Regions from separate parts of the Homo sapiens genome. Here region 1 is linked to region 2. Evidence: chromatin contacts called from ENCODE Hi-C or POLR2A ChIA-PET data. All regions are on one chromosome and are shown on one strand. Each heading gives the region's core, a stretch centred on a gene start or an enhancer-like site at or near the end of the contact. The rest is flanking DNA. Distances are from core to core; before and after follow the strand shown. Region 1 overlaps TMC1 (transmembrane channel like 1). Region 2 has its middle 32 kb from the start of ZFAND5.

Region 1 (6,516 bases), core at 598-3,097, 200 kb after region 2:
CAAACAGTGGTGCAAGACTCTAAGGCAGGACAAAGCATGGAGCCTGCAGAGAACAGACAGAAGGTCAGTGTGATGAAGATGGGAGGGGTGCGTGGCTTTAAACACAGGCCCCTTGCTTGTTGGTTTGCCCTGTAGGTGTTAAGAAATGAGGCTATATCAAGGTGAATTTTAAGTAGAGGTGGCACCTCTACTTAAGACCAGACTTGCAGCTTTAAACATCAGTCTGGCTGCAAGGCAGAATGGATTAGCATTGAGTAGTAGTTCTGGCCTTGGCTTTCCAGAGGAAACTTCTAAACAATATCAAAGCCTTGGTGTCACCCACAGAGATCCTGATTTAATTAGTTTAGGTTGGCTCCCAGTAGGTTATAAAGTGTGTCAGGATTGAGATTCACTGTAGAAGGAAGTGTGAATATGGAGAAGAATAATTACAAGGCTATTGCAGTAGCCCGGGTAAGAAGTGATGGAATAGGTTCATGGCAGTGGGTTTCTGAAGCAGTGGTTCTCAAACTGTAGTGGATTTGAGTATCACCTGGAAGTCTTATTTATTTATTAGAGATGGTCTCACACTGTTGCGTAGGCTAGAGTGCAGTGGTATAATCATAGCTCACTGCAACCTTGATCAGCCTTCATCTCCTAGGCTCAAGCAATCCTGCCACTTCAGCTTCCTGAGTAGCTGGGACTACAGGCATGGACCACCATGGCTATTTGTTTGTTTGTTTTTAATAGAGACAGGGTCTCACTCTGTTGCCCAGGCTGGTCTCAAATTCCTGGGCTAAAGCAAGCCTCTCTCCTTGGCCTCCCAAAGTGCTGGGATTATAGCCACTGCACCTTGGCACGGAAACCTTGTTAAAATGCAGATATCTGGGTATCATTGATTTAGTAGGTCGTGGATGGGGCCTGAGAATTTGCATTTCTGACAAATTACCTGGAGGCGCTAGTTGCTAGTTTAGAGATCACACTTAGCATCTAGTGGGTAGTGGTCAGGGATGCTGGTGAATATCATACAATACACAGAACAGCCCTTTTGCTGATCACTGATCGAGCAAAAAAACCATCTGATGTGGTAGATAACATCAACAGGATTTGATCAGCAGGGTAAAGGACAACTCCAGGACTCTTACAGTTTTCTGAATTTCACAACTAAATGACGAGTTTCACTATTCATTGACATTCAGGAGACAGCCCTACAGACCTGAGAAGATGGTGAAGTCAAAGCTACACATATATTTGAGGGTTACCTTTGAAACAGCTAAGAGGATACATCAAGCAGGAACATATATGTGGAACCTGGAAGGGAAGATCATTACAGATATAAACTTGGGGATCATTAAAGCCAGGAACTTATCAATGGCATCAGTCAGTTCTCTTTTCTTTTACTCTTATCATTGGTGTCAAAGCTCTGGCCTCTTTTTGTTGGTTCCACTCAGGTGCCGTGATCCTCCAGCCTCAGCACCTTGCTGTGAGCTCTCCTTGGGAGGCTGCCTCTCCCTCCTCCTTCAGAATTTACCCCCTACTTCTCCTTTGGGTCCCACCTCTCAGGCTTGGTCATGTGTGGCATTAGCAAGCAGGTGTGCGTGTTTCCTTCTGAAGCACAAATCAAAGCCATGGTTATGTATCTGTGGGATTATTTGCTAAATGGCCACCTCTCCTGCTAGATTCTAAGTTGCCTGCAGTGACTGGAGAACATCCCTAGGTATCAGATGCTCAATGTCTTACACTTATGGAACCGTCAAAGACAGCTGTTAAATGTCCAATGGGTCAGTTAGGGAGATGGTGGTTGTTAAAACTGTGATGAGTTCTCAGGAAGAGGGAGAAGCAGTTACCTTTGTGAAGCAGTTGTTGGTATTTACTTAGTAATGAGATTAAATTTCCTAGGACAGTGGGTGTGTGAACCAGCAATAGCGCCATCTGCTGGAAGTAAGTGATACAACAACTATTATCTTGACTAGGCTCAGGGCTGTTAAAACAGTATTGCTCTGGGAGAAAAGAATCATTTTTTTTAAGGTTAAAAATGTGAGTAAAATTCTTTAGAGTGAAGATAGAATTTCTTTTGAAATGGTTGGAAAAATTGGATAATTATTGAAAATAGTGTTCAGTTTTCAAAGAGGAGAGAAACCTTCAAGTCACTGTAATTAAGAGAAGTTTTATTGAAAGAACACATGGAATAAGGAAGTTAGATATCTCCACCCAAAACCAGCATTTCAGAAAACAGAAACAGGCAAAAATCTGGCGGAGTGTGGTGGCTCATGCCTGCAATCCCAGCCCTTTGGGAGGCCATGGTGGAAGGATCGCTTGAAGCCAGGAGTTTAAGAATAGCCTGGGCAACATAGTAAGATCCCCATTTTCTTTTTTCTTTTCTTTTCTTTTCTTTTTTTCTTTTCTTTTCTGAGACAGAGTGTTGCTCCTTTTGCCCAGGCTGGAGCGCAATGGCATGATCTCAGCTCACCACAACCTCCCGGGTTCAAGAAATTCTCCTGCCTTGGCCTCCTGAGTAGCTGGGATTACAGGCATGCACCACCACACCTGGCTAATTTCGTATTTTTAGTAGAGACGTGGTTTCTCCATGTTGGTCAGGCTGGTCTTGAACGCCCGATCTCAGGTGATCTGCCCACCTCGGCCTCCCAAAGTGCTGGGATTACAGGCATGAGCCCCCGTGCCCAGCCCCAAGACCCCCATTTCTATTTTAAAAAAAAAAAAGAAGAAGAAGAAGGAAAAGAAAAGAAAAATGGAAACAGGCGAAAACCTAGGCTTCTCAAAGACTGAAGGGTATTTTGGAACTGACTGGATATTGCTCATCTCTGGCTGGTTGTGTTGCAGCCTCGTTGGTGGCAAGTGCAGACCCTCAGTCAGTGACCTCCTTTGTTGCTCTTCCATCAAAGGGCCCCCTTCTCCTGCCCAGGCATGGTGTTACTAATATGGCGATGGTAGGGGCAGGGGCTGCATCTATGACGGGGAGAGGTATGAGAGTATACTCATCATTCTGCTGTTGTCTTTGTTAGTTTGTTTCTAATTTCTATTGTTGGGGAGAAAGATAAATTCTTCCCTAACCTCTTGGGATCTTCACCTGGGTCTAAGAATTAAATCACTGTAAGACAGGTTAACAGGAGAAAAATATATGAGTTTTATTGATTTTTACATGTACGCGGAGACCCTCATGAGACAGCAGAAGACCTGAAGAAATGGACAAAGCAGAAAGCTCTAATACCTTTTAGACAGAGAAACCATAAATTCATGAAGAGCTGACAAGACAAAGGGGTTTGGGCCAGTGGCAGTAAATTGTGGGAATTCACTAGGGAGGTGTAAAGATAGAGGAAGATAAGGGATAGTTTAGAAAGTTTATTTGTACAGCTCCATTGCAGCATCAACTCCCAGTCAATGGTGATAAGAGTTATTTTCTTATTCTGGTACAGGGAGGGCAACTTTCTTAAATAAATCTTTTTGGCTTACGACAGGTAGAAGAGGGCAGATCACATAGCCCTTTCCGGCATCTGCTGTTTCTCAGGTGACTTTAGCTCAAAATAATCAACATGCCACATCAGCAAATTTTGGGGTGACATGGCCTGTTTCGCTATGATAATGGGAAAGAAATCAGACTTTTTAACTTTGAATTAGAAAACACAAACTTTGACTATGTCCCACAATTTATGTGACTGATTTCATATTCTATCACATCTATTTTATATTCTCTCATATTCTCCTCATGAATTTTCCCCTAGAATGTTGGGGGAATTTTGAAATGACTTGGGGGGCATGCTACAATTCGAAAAGGAGAGAGACATACTCTCCAATTCTCTCCCTGCCTGCCTCACAATGTGCAGCTCTCCTCTGCTTCTTCTTCTTCTTTTTTTTTTTTTTGAGACAGCGTCTCACTCTGTCACCCAGGCTTGAGTGCAGTGGCGCAATCTTGGCTCACTGCAAGCTCCGCCTCCCAGGTTCAAGTGATTCTTCTGCCTCAGCCTTCCGAGTAGGTGGTACTAGAGGTGTGTGCCACCACGCCCAGCTAATTTTTGTATTTTTAGTAGAGACGGGGTTTCTTTATGTTGACCAGGCTAGTCTCGAACTCCTGACCTCAGGTGATCTGCCCACCTCAGCCTCCCAAAATGCTGGAATTACAGGTGTGAGCCAACATGCCTGGCCTCCTCTGCTTCTGATTCAACTGCTGCTACCGATAGACTTACTGAAGGATTTGAAGCCAAATGGTATTAATTTTGGTCAGTTACTTCCCTGTATCTGGTGTCCTCACTAGACAGAACTTCTGTGTATGGCTACTTCATAGACCCCGACCAGCCTACATATTGTTTGCTCTAAGGTCTAGTGCCCTCTCTTATTTCACTAAGATACAGCCACTGTTGGTGGGGGAGTCACATAACATGGAACATAATCACTGTATCAGTTCAGGTGCTCTTGATTCAAGTGGATTTAATTATGAGGGAATTTATTCCTTACATAATTACTAAGTCTAGCATTAGAGTGGCCTGCAGATGAGGGTTGATCCAGTGGCTCAGTGATGGCCAGAACGCTGTTTACTTTTTCCATTCTGCTATCTATGGGGTTGGCTTCATCCTGAGGTTGTTTTCCTTTCTGTCACAGGTTTTACATCAATGGGGTAAACTAGTTTACATTGTGGTAACAAGCAACTCTCAACTTTTTTTTTTTTTTTTTTTTTTAGACTGAATCTTGCTCTGTTGCCCAGGCTGGAGTGCAGTGGTACAGTCTTGGCTCACTGCAACTTCCGCCTCCTGGGCTCAAGTGATTCTCCTGCTTGAGCTTCCTGAGTAGCTGGGATTACAGGCATGCACCACCACGCTGGCTAATTTTCGTATTTTTAGTAGAGATGGGGTTTCTTTTTTTTTTTTTTTTCTTTTTGAGACAGAATCTTGCTCTGTCGCCCAGGCTGGAGTGCAGTGGCGTGATCTCGGCTCACTGCAACCTCTGCCTCCTGGGTTCAAGCGATTCTTCCGCCTCAGCCTCCCAAGTAGCTGGGACTACAGGCGCATGCCACCACGCCCGGCTAATTTTTGTATTTTTAGTAAAGACAGGGTTTCACCATATTGACCAGGCTGGTCTTGAACTCCTGACCTCGTGATTTGCCCGCCTCAGCCTCCCAAAGTGCTGGGATTACAGGCGTGAGCCACCGCGCCCAGCCAACTCTCAACTCTAGTAGCTTAAGACAACAAAGATTTATTTCTTGCTCTTACTGTCTGCCCATCTGTATCACCTTCTCTGCAGGACCCAGTTTAATGGAGCACACACAGAAAAAGGTGCTGGTCACTAGGGCCAAGGGAACAATGGCTCTGGAAGGTTTTTCTTGAACAATTCAGTGTTCCAGTCTTGGAGCAATACATCTTATTTCTACTGTTAAATCCATGGCCAGAACTAATCATGTTGTCCCACTCACCACAAAGCCATATGCAGCCCCACCATGTGCTCAGGAAAGAGGAATGGGAAGCATTTGATGAACAGAAATAATGACTTCAACAATTGGGACTATCAGTTCACAGTTTCAATTGTAAAAAAAAAAAAAAAAAAAAAAGACAGAAATAGAAAAAGAACAATTGAAAGTACTTGCTTTCTCATCCACGAAAAAAGTTGGTCAAAGCCTCTTAGTGTAAGTCTATAGCAGATGATGCCTGATAAGGAATTGTACATACCGTTCTTCGTGAAAACCAAGAGTACCATGTATGTAACATAGTTGCTTTGGGCTTCTTATAGCAGTTAAGAGTGTATCAGCAGGCCTCCATGGTATTTGAATGTTAAAAGCTTTCATTCCCCCTGGAAGAAAACACATAGCTAACTAAAGAAAGAAAAAAGAAGGGAAAAAGAACAAAGAAAAAGAACCACTAGAGTCTCTGAAAAGAGCTTATGAGATACCTGACTGTCTGCGCCTTCTAAGTATGTACCATGAAACCTTAGATTCCTACCTCATTTTGTGATGGTGTAGAAGGCACATTGGCCACCAGCAACCCTTGTAAATATTTGCGGATTTGAATTTCACAAATTGAAACCCAGACTGCTGAGGGCTTTGCTGCTAACGTCAAAGAGCTGGGGCAACTACCACAAAACCACATGTGGGAGACTTTTTAGATGAGGAGATAGGAAATTCCTAATAAGAAAAGTTTTTTTGTAAAATACTTTCTAATGCTGGCTCTTTAGAGAAGCACATTTTACATGTGCAATGGTGCAAAGTCCTAGCACTAAGATTTCTTCACTCACAGAAAGAAAGAATGATGCAGGTGCTGTTCACATGCGGCCGGAACCATGCCCTTGCCAAGCAGGTCAGCGGGGCACAGGGACTGCGCTCCTCATGATAGTGCAGATTGGCTCGGAAGTACTCAATTCTGTGGAGTCACAGCGCCCTCTGACAGATTTCAGTTTCTGGAAAAGGAAGGGCCCCCTTCAGGGTACCTGCTGTTCACCTTCCATTAGATTAAGGTTGAAGAGCGAGTGGCCATTTGTAGGTACTGGTATGAGATGTTCCTAGCTACCCGCATGTCAGCCCCGGGAAACGGCAACATT
Region 2 (5,677 bases), core at 1,548-4,047:
TTGGATAGCAAAAATATAAAGAAAAGCAAGGAAGTTATTACTAAAGAAGTCAGAAGAGTTTTATGTTTTAGGAAAAGGGAGTGAGTTATGCCTTGGAGAGGCATGCAGGAACCTTCTGGGGACTGACACTCCTTTATTTGACCTGAGTAGCCATTTCAGGGAGGTTTGCTTTGGAATACATCTCTGCTTTATGTATTTTTTTGGCGTGTGACCTATTTCACAAGCTGAAAAGAGGATTTAAATAAAAAGAACTAGTGGTTTAAGAAAGTTATTTAAATAACAAAGGTAACCAATGGAGAAACTAAAATAGTGCTGTAACTGCTAAAAATTGAGAGATGTAGACCAGTGTAATAAGCTAACTTCTCCACTGTGGTCACAGGAAGTTAATAAGAAAATTTCCAAATTGATACACATATTATGAAATAAGAACCCAAACCAACTGTAAAAGCGTTGTTCTCTGTTATGTAATTTCCTTCTTAAAATAATGCATACTTATTAATTTTATAATCAAGAAAAACTATCATGTTATATTAACATTTTTATATTTTTTAAACATCTGTGTGACTGAACAACCAGATTAGAAACAAACAAATTTGTTGACTGAGTTAACTTAGTTTGAGGAATTTTAACTTTTTAGTGAGTTGTTTTGTAGTGCCCTAAATATTTATTGAAACAATTTTATATATTCAATGTAAAAAATTCTCTTTTCTCTGTGTAACTTTCAGATCACTTGTGAGAACTTTGAGAAGCATCCAAAGAGATTGAAGAATTTTTTTGTTTTAGTAGCAAAATCTTACTTATTGTACAATTATTTAGAACTGTGATAGAAGAGTTTTTATTGTTGCCTTTCCTGACTTCAATTCATTTTAAAGGCATTTTTATTAATAAATAACATAATGTGCAACGGCTTTCATAAACCACTCCCACTCCCACCCCTGTGTCATCCCCGTAAAACTAAACAAACCAACTGAAATCTCTGCACTTCTACAAAAACTCAGTATGATGTCCCTCATAAGAATTAATGTAAGGAACCAGGGTCGGTGGCTCACGCCTGTAATCCCAGCACTTTGGGAGGCCGAGGCGGGTGGATCACCTGAGGTCAGGAGTTCAAGACCAGCCTGACCAACATGGAGAAACCCCGTCTCAACTAAAAATACAAAATTAGCCGGTATGGTGGCGGGCGCCTGTAGTCCCAGCTACTCGGGAGGCTAAGGCAGGAGAATCGCTTGAACCCGGGAGGCGGAGGTTGCCATGAGCCGAGATCGCGCCACTGCACTCCAGCCTGGGCAACAAGAGCGAAACTCCGTCTCAAAAAAAAAAAAAAATTAATGTAAGGAAACAATGTCCTCATCACCCACCATTTCACAGCTGCTGCATTATACTTAGGTGGAAGTGTAGCTTTTATTTTATTTATTTATTTATTTATTTTATGAGACGGAGTCTTGCTCTGTCGACCAGGCTGGAGCGCAGTGGCGCGATCTCGGCTCCGCCTCCCAAGTTCAAGCCATTCTCCTGCCTCAGGCTCCCAAGTAGCTAGGACTGCAGGCGCCCGCCACCACGCCCCTCTATTTTTTTGTATTTTTAGTAGAGACGGGGTCTCACCATGTTTGCCAGGATGGTCTCGATCTCCTGACCTCGTGATCCAACTGCCTCGGCCTCCCAAAGTGCTGGGATTACAGGCGTGAGCCACCGCGCCAGGCCGGAAGTGTAACTTTTAATATCAAGCACTCACATTTTAACGTGGCTTTTTAACTAGGGCAAGACCCTACAGATCATTTTAATTATCAATATAAGTCCATTTGAGCTCACTGATAAACCACACGAGAGAAAAAGTTGCTTTTCAAATAAGGAAAGCCTTTTAATTGCTTGTCTGCATTTACTTTTTTAAGATTAGTTTTTGTTTTTAAAAAGAAGCAGATTTAGCCTGAAAAACATATGCAAATTTTCCTTCCAAAAGTGCTTTATTTAAAAAAAAAAAGCTTAAAAAAAGTAGTATGAAATAGGCAAATATTCTTCCAATATAAAAGAAAAGGAATTTGAAAGTTGAGATTCCACTTTGTTAAATTAACTACTAAAAATATGATGGATTAAACTTTGAGACTCTTGGAAAGTGTTACCATAATATTTATGATGAAATCATTAATTTTGTAAAGGGAAAACATTCTTGTTCCAACTCAGTAGTTCTTTTTCACTTTCTGGCTAACATAGAAAAATAAATATGACATTGTTCTGAGGAATCTGTTGTCCCAAAGCAATTAAGAAGCAAATCAATGAAATATTCTTGTAAATCAAAGCAGTTATCTTCTTATTTTTTATTGTGTACTTTGAACTCGCTTTTTAGGGAAGCATGTTGAGACATCTGAATTCCTTTGCCTTTAGATTTTGGAACTATTTTGGTCTTATTTCAATTGTTAACTATCTCTCTGCTTGTAATGTCTCAATACTTTTGAGTGTTCACAGTAAAAAGAATAAAGGCACCCACTGCACTCATTTATGACATGGACTGGACAGGAGCCACTCAAATGTCCACGCTGAGTTCTGGCAAGTCACATTGCCTCTGGTCTTGTGTTTTGGTTTGGTGGGCACACTTCTGTCCTTGTTCACACTTTCAATCCACATTTCCAAAGAACGGCCATTTTAATCCACCTGTGCTAAAAACATTGGTTAGGTCTTCTTTCTCTAAGAAGGTTGCATTTCAGGTATGAGATTTAGAAAATAACTATAGGCATAAAGGTCAGCCAATCTGTTTTCAAAACAGGGCTGACAAGTAAGCAGGTGCAGGCACTAAGTTCAACTTACAAGTGTAAACTCTACTTCAAAATCAGTTCTGAGTCATCTGCTCTGTCTGTTAGGCACTCTTGTTTACAGTACATCTTTAGCCTTCTCATGTAGCAATACTATTGGTAAGTGGTATGCATAAGAAAAAAAACAACTTGATCTTGACAAAATGTGTACCCTATGTGTGGTGAAGAGACGTTTTGGAAGGTCTTGAGCAATTTTTTAAAATGCCTGTGTGTGTGTACGTACCCTTTATGTAATATTTAATGACTCGTGTTCTAAGAGGGTGTGTTTTTCTTTCTTAAAGAGCTGGCAGCTGGCCTATCCTCTTAGAAATGGGAAATTTCTTAAGCTAATTTGCACAAGCAGGCTATGTGTTTTGACGACGAAGCTGTAACTCTTTGTCCAGACAGTATTGCCAATTATCTGTGAATATCCTTATTAAGTAAAGACTTCAGAAAAAAAAAAAAAAGCCAGATCTTTTTATTAGCTTGTTTTGCATATAAGCTTTCAGGATAGTTGTATATTAATGTCACTTCTAAAGAAGAAAGGAGTTATTTAAAGGGATGACCTGATTATCTTGATAAAGAAAATATTAGAGCTGCAACCCATTTTCTGAAAAATTGGCCTTGGATTTGAGTGCAGTCCGGAAGGTGAAAATTTTGAATTGAATTTTAAACTCTAGGACAATAAAGTTTGAGCCAAATCATTTACTCTTTCTGTTTCTTAGTTTTCCAATCTGTTAAATGAGAATCAAAGCATTTATGTATATTTCTTCTTATAGGGAAATAAAGCATTGGTAATTGATTAGAAGGTACAAATCAGTGCACATGCATTTGTTCTGTCTGAAATACTAAGCCAAGCATCATCTTCATCTGCTCCTTCCTTATGAGACCAATGTGCACCCTTGGGGTCATCACATATCTTATGGCAAGGAAAAGCCCTCTATCTGTAGTGAGACTTCAGAGGTAGAAATAAATTTTTGTGCCACATAGAGCTCAGATAACCAGGAAACAGCCAAAATAAAGATAGATTTTGTGAAAATTATGTTTCATGTTTTTGAAAATTTAAGAGCATTTTCTCAGAGAGAAAAAACATGCATGGATGGGGGCTAGAATCAGAAATAAAGAAGGTGAAGAGGTTGTAGCAATCACTCTTCTGACGGTCTTTAAAACAGAAAAATAAAAATAAAAATAAATAAAAATAAGCAAAAAATGTAATTCCCCAACAGATGAAGGAGGAATTGGTTTTGTTACTTTTTAGAGGTCCTTTTAGTTTATAACATGCTGATGTGGGTTATTACATCAGCCACCAATTAGCATATGAAGTGCCAACATATATGCCAAGCTATGCACTATGTGTTGGGAACTGAAAAGTGAGTAAGAGGCTGGGAGCGGTGGCTCACGCCTGTAATCCCAGCACTTTGGGAGGCCGAGGTGGGCAGATCACTTGAGGTCAGGGGTTCAAGACCAGCCTAGCCAGCATGGCAAAACTCTATCTCTACTAAAAATACAAAAATTAGCCAGGTGTGATGGCACACACCTATAATCCCAGCTATTCGGGAGGCTGAAGCAGGAGAATCGCTAGAACCCGTGAGGTGGAGGTTGCAGTGAGCTGAGATTGCACCACTGCACTCGAGCCTGGGTAGCAGAGTAAGACTCTGTCTCAAAAAAAAAAGAGTAAATAAGAAACAATTTTTGCTCTCAAGGTCTTCTTAACCTTTCATGGCAGAGAAATACATACAAATAATTACAATACTATGTGATAAGTGTTAGACTAGTGGCAAAAACCTGTGCTGAGATTACGAATTTTGCCTGGGCTGGTTGGGACTGAAGAAGTAATATTTGTGCTCGGCCGTGAAGACTGAGGGGAGGTTAGGCATGGCAGGTCATCCTAGGAAGAGAATACAGCTTGAACAAAGACATGGAGAAATGGATGCCATTGGTTTATGGGAAATATTTTAGAGACGAGGTAAGTGTTTGAGCGTCAGGCAGTTCCAGGTTTTTAACCCAGCTATGTGGCCATTCACTGGCTCTATGATTTGGGGTACATTACTTGGCCTCTCTGAACCTCAGTTTCTGCATCTTTAATATAGGGACATTATTGCCTATCCTGGCAAGTTGCTGTGAGCATTACATGAAAAAATAAGTATAAAGGGCCTGACACAGTGCAAGGACATAGTAGATGTTCACTAAATGATCACTGTTACCCTGTCTCCTTGAGTGGGTTGCAGCTATTAATATGGAACCACATATAGTTGTGACAAGTCTTCTGTGAAATGGAAGTAACACCTACTTTCAGGGTTGTTTTGAGGATGAGAGGTAGTATCAGACAGAGGTCCAATAATGTGCTCAAGAAACAGTAGTTATGATTACAATTATTATAACACTTCTCTTTGAAAGACCAAAAGACATGCATATTTTACTTATATTGAATAAATTATGAATTTGTGTGTGTGTACAGAATTGTACTTTCTGCTAGACCAAAGCAGAAACTTGCATTACCTTGAAGGTAATGTGTCATATTAATGAATATGTTTTAAAATAGAGAACTCAGAAATAAGACTACACACCTACAACCATCTGATGTTCAACAAACCTGACAAAAACAAGCAATGGGGAAGGGATTCCCTATTTTATAAATGGTGCTGGGAGAACTGGCTAGTTATATGCAGAAAATTGAAACTGGACCCTTTCCTTACACCTTATACGAAAATTAACTCAAGATAGATTAAAGACTTAAATGTAAAACTCAAAACTATAAAAACCATAGAAGCAAATCTAGGCAAAACCATTCAGGACATAGGCATGGGCAAAGAATTAATGATGAAAATGCCCAAAGCAATTGCAACAAAAGTAAAAATTAACAAGTGGGATCTAGTTAAACTAAAGAGCTTTTG

The links. A loop is a pair of places that touch in the nucleus more often than their neighbours do. ChIA-PET counts read pairs that join two places held with the same protein, here RNA polymerase II (POLR2A). Pooled maps may share reads with other maps.
Region 1: a map of transverse colon shows a loop between it and region 2 (3-fold over the local background). The contact joins two enhancer-like sites. A Hi-C loop is called at or near these places in 1 of 168 maps with a recorded cell type or tissue (transverse colon) and 6 of 50 pooled maps. POLR2A ChIA-PET finds 5 or more read pairs at or near these places in 7 of 52 experiments (AG04450, IMR-90, PC-9 and 4 more).

What each region holds. Positions count from the first base shown.
Region 1 is chr9:72,591,029-72,597,544 of GRCh38, forward strand. The region is part of intron 2 of TMC1 (transmembrane channel like 1); the gene reads left to right. Among named protein-coding and RNA genes, the nearest start is that of TMC1, 73 kb to the left of the region's middle. RefSeq lists an enhancer at 1,634-1,693. Within about 2 kb of position 1,848, at least 2 of the 41 ENCODE cell types and tissues checked have a DNase peak (open chromatin) inside an H3K27ac peak, as active enhancers do; they include Panc1, where a contact is called at or near this core.
Region 2 is chr9:72,393,899-72,399,575 of GRCh38, forward strand. No RefSeq gene overlaps it. Among named protein-coding and RNA genes, the nearest start is that of ZFAND5, 32 kb to the left of the region's middle. Within about 2 kb of position 2,798, at least 4 of the 41 ENCODE cell types and tissues checked have a DNase peak (open chromatin) inside an H3K27ac peak, as active enhancers do; they include Panc1, where a contact is called at or near this core.